Linked DNA regions of Homo sapiens: region 1 is linked to region 2. The links are chromatin loops, found by intact Hi-C in ENCODE. Cell type or tissue: psoas muscle. All regions are shown on one strand. Each heading gives the region's core, and the rest is flanking DNA. Links, peaks and the distances in the headings are about the cores only.

Region 1 (2,916 bases), core at 137-2,636, 110 kb before region 2:
TTGATGTTTAATAGAATGATCGTGATCCTCGTTTGCGGGAGAGATCACTGGCTCGAAATTCTATATTAGACCAGTATGGAAAAATCCTTCCTAGAGTCCATCGAAAATTAGCCATTGAACGAGCTAAGCCTTATCATCTGTCAACATCATCAGTTTTTCGATTAGGTAAGAATTTCATTGAAGAATATCATAATCTATTGGATCAAAAAAGATACTGAATGATTACTTTTCTGAAACCACCTTAAATTTAGCTACTTTCGCTAACACATACAGGCATGCCTTGGAGATATTGCTGGTTTGGTTCCAGATCACTGCAATGAAGTGACTATCACGAGAAAGCTAGTCCTCTGAAGTTTTGGTTTCCCATTGCATAATGTTTACACTATACTTCTAAGTGTGCAGTAGCATTATTCTTAAAACCAGTGTACATACCTTAATTTTGAAATGCAATATTGCTAAAAAATGCTAAGGATCATCTGAGCCTTCTGTGAGTCGTAATCCTTTTGCTAATAAAGGATCTTGTCTCAATGTTGATGGCTGCTGACTGATCAGCATGGTGACTACTGAAGGTTGAGGTGGCTGTGACAGTTTCTTACGATGACACAGTGAAGTTGGCCATGTCAATTTACTCTTCCTTCCACTAGAGTTTCTCTGTAGCATGTGATACCATTTGATAGCATTTTAGCCATAGAACTTCTTTCAAAATGAGTCACTCCTCTCAAACCCTGCCTCTGCCCTGTCATCTTAAGTTTATGTAATTTTCTAAATGCCTAGTGAGTAACAAACTACTCTACAAGAAGGCAGGTTTTGGTCAATCGGACTTTTTATTATTTGGCTTCTAAGTAAGGAGGACAACACCGGGGAGGATTCTCCAAAGCAGTGTCCAGCTGAGGGAAGGTGACAGGAGGGTTTTATGGAGAGGGGAGAGGTTGTGTCATTGTATGTAAGGGAGTGTCCAGCTGAGGGAAGGTGACAGGAGGGTTTTATGGAGAGGGGAGAGGTTGTGTCATTGTATGTAAGGGAGTGGTCCCAGTTGTGTAGACTTAGTTACTATGTCAGTATATAGGTCGCATGTCATGGTAAGGAAGTCGTAGCACCTCCTGGGGTGGAGACTTCAGTATGGTGGTAAAGAAAGTTCATTCTGGTTTATCTATAATATAAGTTGTTGGCCTGTCAGGAGATGGTTTTAACAAAGTAGGTGACTAATATTTTACATGGGGTTTAGGAAGAAACTGGCTAAATAGCAGGAGGCTGTAAAACAGGCTGATTGTTGATTAAATTTCTATAATCCTGGGAGACTCTGTCTGTTTACAAATTTTCCCCCTAGAAGTATGTCACTCCTCATTCTTGAGGGCTGAGAGCCGGAGGTCAGGTTTTTTTGTAACTTTTTAATGTTGTTCAGGGATATGTGTCTGGAGATGTTAAAGGAGTGAAAATTTTTAGATGCTAAATTTAAATATATTTCAGGATCTCTCAGGATAGGTTGTAATGGCTGGTATTGTAGTAAGACCAGCTGTAGTTGAATTTTTTTTAATTTGGAAGATACAAGTTTTATTGAGAGGTTCAAGACGTAGGGATAAGTTAATGTTAAACAGGGTGAAGGGAAGGAATCCAAGGCAGCCTGGCAGTGGGTTTTATATTTTTTTGGGTGGCCGTTTCATGACCACCATGTCAAGTTGGTTAGAAAAATGAGCCACCACCCTTTTTAGTGGTCCTAGCATTTGGGTAAGTGCTCCCCCAGCTAGCTGTTCCCTTCCTTTTATGGGACAGATAAGTCAAAAGGTTTAGCAAGTTAAGCAAGGCTACAGTGGGAGCAGCAGTCACTTTTTGTTTGCTTGGCATGTAGAGGAATACATGCCTCAGAGGGACACGTATTTGTCTGAAGATAGAGACATTTAATAGTTAATGTTATTTGGCTTTAGGTGTCATCTTTATGCAAGGGAGACAGAGGCCCACCTCAAAGATGGTCTCAGTCTCTTTAGTCAGCTGAAATTTTATCGTAATTTGTTGGCATGTCTACTTGTATATACTAGAAACTGGAGTTTGGCACCCTTTGTCATGAGTTTTATTTAGTGGGTTGTCTCTAATATTAAAAAAGATTATAAAATACTAAATATTTTTAATAATAAAATATTAATGGTGATTGTGTCAGGACAGGAGTGAGTTGTATTGAGGTGGCAGGTGGCAGTGTCAGAAGCAGCAAGCGGGTACCTCCCTGTTGGGTCAGATCTTATGTCAGCGTAGTAAGTCTGTGTTGGACGAATATCCTAGTGCCTGTATGTATGTTTCACCTATCGTTGAATAGTTTAGTAGGACTTATACAGTAAGTAGTATTTACTATACATGTGTTAGTCAAGGTGACACAGGGAACGTTTTTGTGGAGGGGATAACTGCAGGAAAGGGGAGCTTGCTCCAGTTTTGTGGGGTGAAAGTGAAGTTTGGGGTCACCACAAATTGCATGGCTTGGACAGGCTAGGCTTGTGGGTGTCTCTAGTATATTCAGTATAGGACAGATTCTTTCCCTTTGCTGTGATGCAAGAGAAATCGACTTAGTGTATTGTCTCTAGTATATTTAGTATTGGGACAGATTCTTTCCCTTTGCTATGATGCAGGAGAAATTGACTAGTGTATTGTCTCTAGTATATTTATTATTGGGACGGATTCTTTCCCTTCACTGTGATGCAGGAGAAATTGACTAGTGTATTGTCTCTAGTACATTTAGTATTGGGACGGATTCTTTCCCTTCGCTATGATGCAGGAGAAATTGACTAGTGTATTGTCTCTAGTATATTTAGTATTGGGACGGATTCTTTCCCTTTGCTGTGATGCAGGAGAAATTGACTAGTGAATTGTCTTTCCAGAGACCATCAGCCACAGTAATAAAAGGGACTAAACAGCACAGGGAGAAAGAGTCTA
Region 2 (2,843 bases), core at 344-2,843:
TGCTGTCAGACCTACAGACAATGGTTATTTCACGTCTCTCGTTTTGTATCTTTCTCTGAACAAGTTTGAATTCTACCTCCACTTAGTTTCATCTTCTCATAGGTTTATCTGAAATACTGTTATGTTCAATTTTCTCAGCAGCAGGAGTGCCCATATGATGGGACCTTTTCAGTGTAGAGTCTGCGGTTCAGGGATTGTAACTGTTAGTGAAAAAGTCTACTAGGAGTTAGTCTATCTTGAAGCCAGTCTTGATTCCACAAATTGACTGATGGGTCTTAGTCAAGGATATGATAAAAAGCTCAACACCACTGATCATTAGAGAAATGCAAACCCAAACCACAATGAGACACCATCTCACACCAGTCCGAATGGCTATTATTAAAAAGTCAAAAAATAAAAGATGCTAGGCTGGACACGGTAACTCACGCCTGTAATCCCAGCTCTTTGGGAGGCTGAGGCAGGTGGATCACCTGAGGTCAGGAGTTCGAGACCAGCCTGACTAATATGGAGAAACTCCAACTCTACTAAAAATACAAAATTAGCCAGGCATGGTGGTGCATGCCTGTAATCCCAACTACTTGGGAGGCTGAGGCAGGAGAATCACTTGAACCCGGGAGGCAGAGGTTGTGATGAGCCAAGATCGTGCCATTGCACTCCAGCCCAGGCAACAAAAGCAAAACTCCGTCTCAAAAAACAAACAAAAAACAGATGCTGGCGAGGTTGCAGAGAAAAAGGAATGCTTACACACTGTTGGTGAAAGTGGAAATTAGTTCAACCGTTGTGGAAAACGGTGTGGTTCTTCCTCAAAGACCGAAAAACAAATACCTTCTGACCCAGCAGCCCCATTACTGGGTAGATACCCAAAGGAATATAACTTGTTCTGTTATAAAGACACACATGTATATGTTCATTGCAGCACTATTCACAATAGCAAAGACATGGAATCAACCTAAAAGTCCATCAATAGTAGACTGGATAAAGAAGATGTGGTAGATATACACCATGGAATGCCACGTAGCCATAAAAAGAATGAGATCATGTCTTTTGTAGGAACATGGATGGTGCTGGAGGTCATTATCCTCTGCAAACTAATGCAAGAACAGAAAACCAAATACCACATGTTCTCACTTATAAGTGGGAGCTAAGTGATGGGAACACATGGACACATAGAGGAGAACACCAAACACTGGGGCCTCTCAGAGGGTGGAGAGTGGGTGGAAGGAGAGGGTCAGGAAAACTAACCAATGGGTACTAGGCTTAATACCTGGGTGACAAAATAATCTGTACGACAAACCCCCATGTCACTTTACCTATATAACAAACCTGCACATGTACCCCAGAACTTAAAAAGTTAAAAAAAAAAAAAAAGAAACGTTTTGTGGCCAAAGACAAACTACTACTACTTCTTCTTCTTTTTTTTTTTTTTTGAGACGGAGTCTTGCTCTGTCACCCAGGCTGGAGTGCAGTGGTGTGATCTCAGCACACTGCAACCTCTACCTTCTGGGTTCAAGCAATTCCTCTGCCTCAGCCTCCCTGAGTAGCTGGGATTACAAGGCATCCGCCACCAGGCCCAGCTAAATTTTGTATTTTTAGTAGAGACGAGGTTTCACCATGTTGGCCAGGCTGGTCTCAAACTCCTGACCTCAAGTGATCCACCCGTCTCGGCCTCCCAAAGTCCTAGGATTACAGGCATGAGCCACCGTGCCCAGCCCAAAGACAGACTTCTAATAACAACAGTAGTGATGACGTTGAAACTTAGTAAGTGCTTACACCATGTGCCAGGCACTAATCCAAGTGCTAAACATGTTAGCTCATTTAATTCTCACAATAATTCGATGAAGTTGAGTAACATGCCCAGGCCACTGTAAGCACAGAGGCTGATGCCAGAGCCTGCATTCCTAACTGTGATGGCCTGCTGCCTGACGGTGCAGGACTGTCCCTGGGAGTCCTGGCTGACATGCAGAAAAAATCAGGAAGGAGAAAATAAGGGGCGACAACCTCAATCCTTGCTCCCTAAAATATGAAGTTAAGGAAGGTCAAATAGGATGACGCCGAAGCTGCACTGGCAGGAGAGGCTGTCAAGGGCTCCAAAAAGGAACCTCTAGAAAGACAAAGGAATCTGGGCTAGTGATTTCAGCTTAAGAGCAGGGTCCAAGGATTCGTAAGGGAGGCATGGGTTTTGCTTGCAGCTCAGGTCCTGACCACATACACAAGTGAACTAAAAAAACTGCTGTAACCCTGGAACCCAAGCGTGGAGCACCTCGTGGTGACAGCCAGGACAGGGCCAGCAAAGGCATCACGGAATCCTGGGAAGACTCTGTCAGTGAGACCCCGTAACAGTAGAGGCTAGGCAGACTCCAGTCCTCTGGGCCTGGCCACTGGGAGCAGGAATGGCTTCTGTCTCTTGAACTGAGCCTCAACATTTTGGACAATTAGCAGTTTACTCACCTGAGGTGAGTCATATACTTTCAGCAAATGGGAGCAGGCAGAACCTTGGGGGATTAAAAGGAAAATCAGGATGAGACACACATGTACCTCAAGCCAGAGGATGGGGTCACACTGCTACCTTCAGAATCAGAGTCAATGCTCGAGCATACATTGCAAAGCTAGAAACAGGGACAGGATATGCAGCTTCACCCAGCGGTTCCCAAATGCATATCAAAAACACAGAGGCTTCGACCTCCCGCCCTCCTGAACGCAAGTTGCTGCAGGCACGGAGGAACCTGTTACTGTTTCGTGATTCAGATGTGCAGCTAGTCGTGGGCTCTATTGCTCCTGTACTGCTTTCTAATTTCACAGCCGATAAAACCTTTTCTAAGGTCCCACAAGTTAGGGCACAGCTG

Evidence for each region. A loop is a pair of places that touch in the nucleus more often than their neighbours do. Peaks named below come from ENCODE experiments on the same cell type or tissue, not always from the same donor. Only the 100,000 strongest peaks of a DNase experiment are listed, where the experiment ranks them.
Region 1: a loop joins it to region 2, with 2.1 times the contacts of the local background. A loop is called at or near these places in 1 of 110 quality-filtered maps.

The regions. Positions count from the first base shown.
Region 1 is chr1:246,873,286-246,876,201 of GRCh38, reverse strand. It overlaps AHCTF1 (AT-hook containing transcription factor 1), which reads left to right. Exons shown (of 36, transcript NM_001323342.2): 24 at 15-165. Among named protein-coding and RNA genes, the nearest start is that of AHCTF1, 57 kb to the left of the region's middle. In psoas muscle, for the core only: no CTCF peak of the experiment used is centred there; no DNase peak of the experiment used is centred there.
Region 2 is chr1:246,768,449-246,771,291 of GRCh38, reverse strand. No RefSeq gene overlaps it. Among named protein-coding and RNA genes, the nearest start is that of LINC01341, 20 kb to the left of the region's middle. RefSeq lists a silencer at 2,531-2,825 and an enhancer at 2,313-2,843. In psoas muscle, for the core only: no CTCF peak of the experiment used is centred there; a DNase peak (open chromatin) is centred at 1,711; H3K27ac peaks cover 2,397 bases.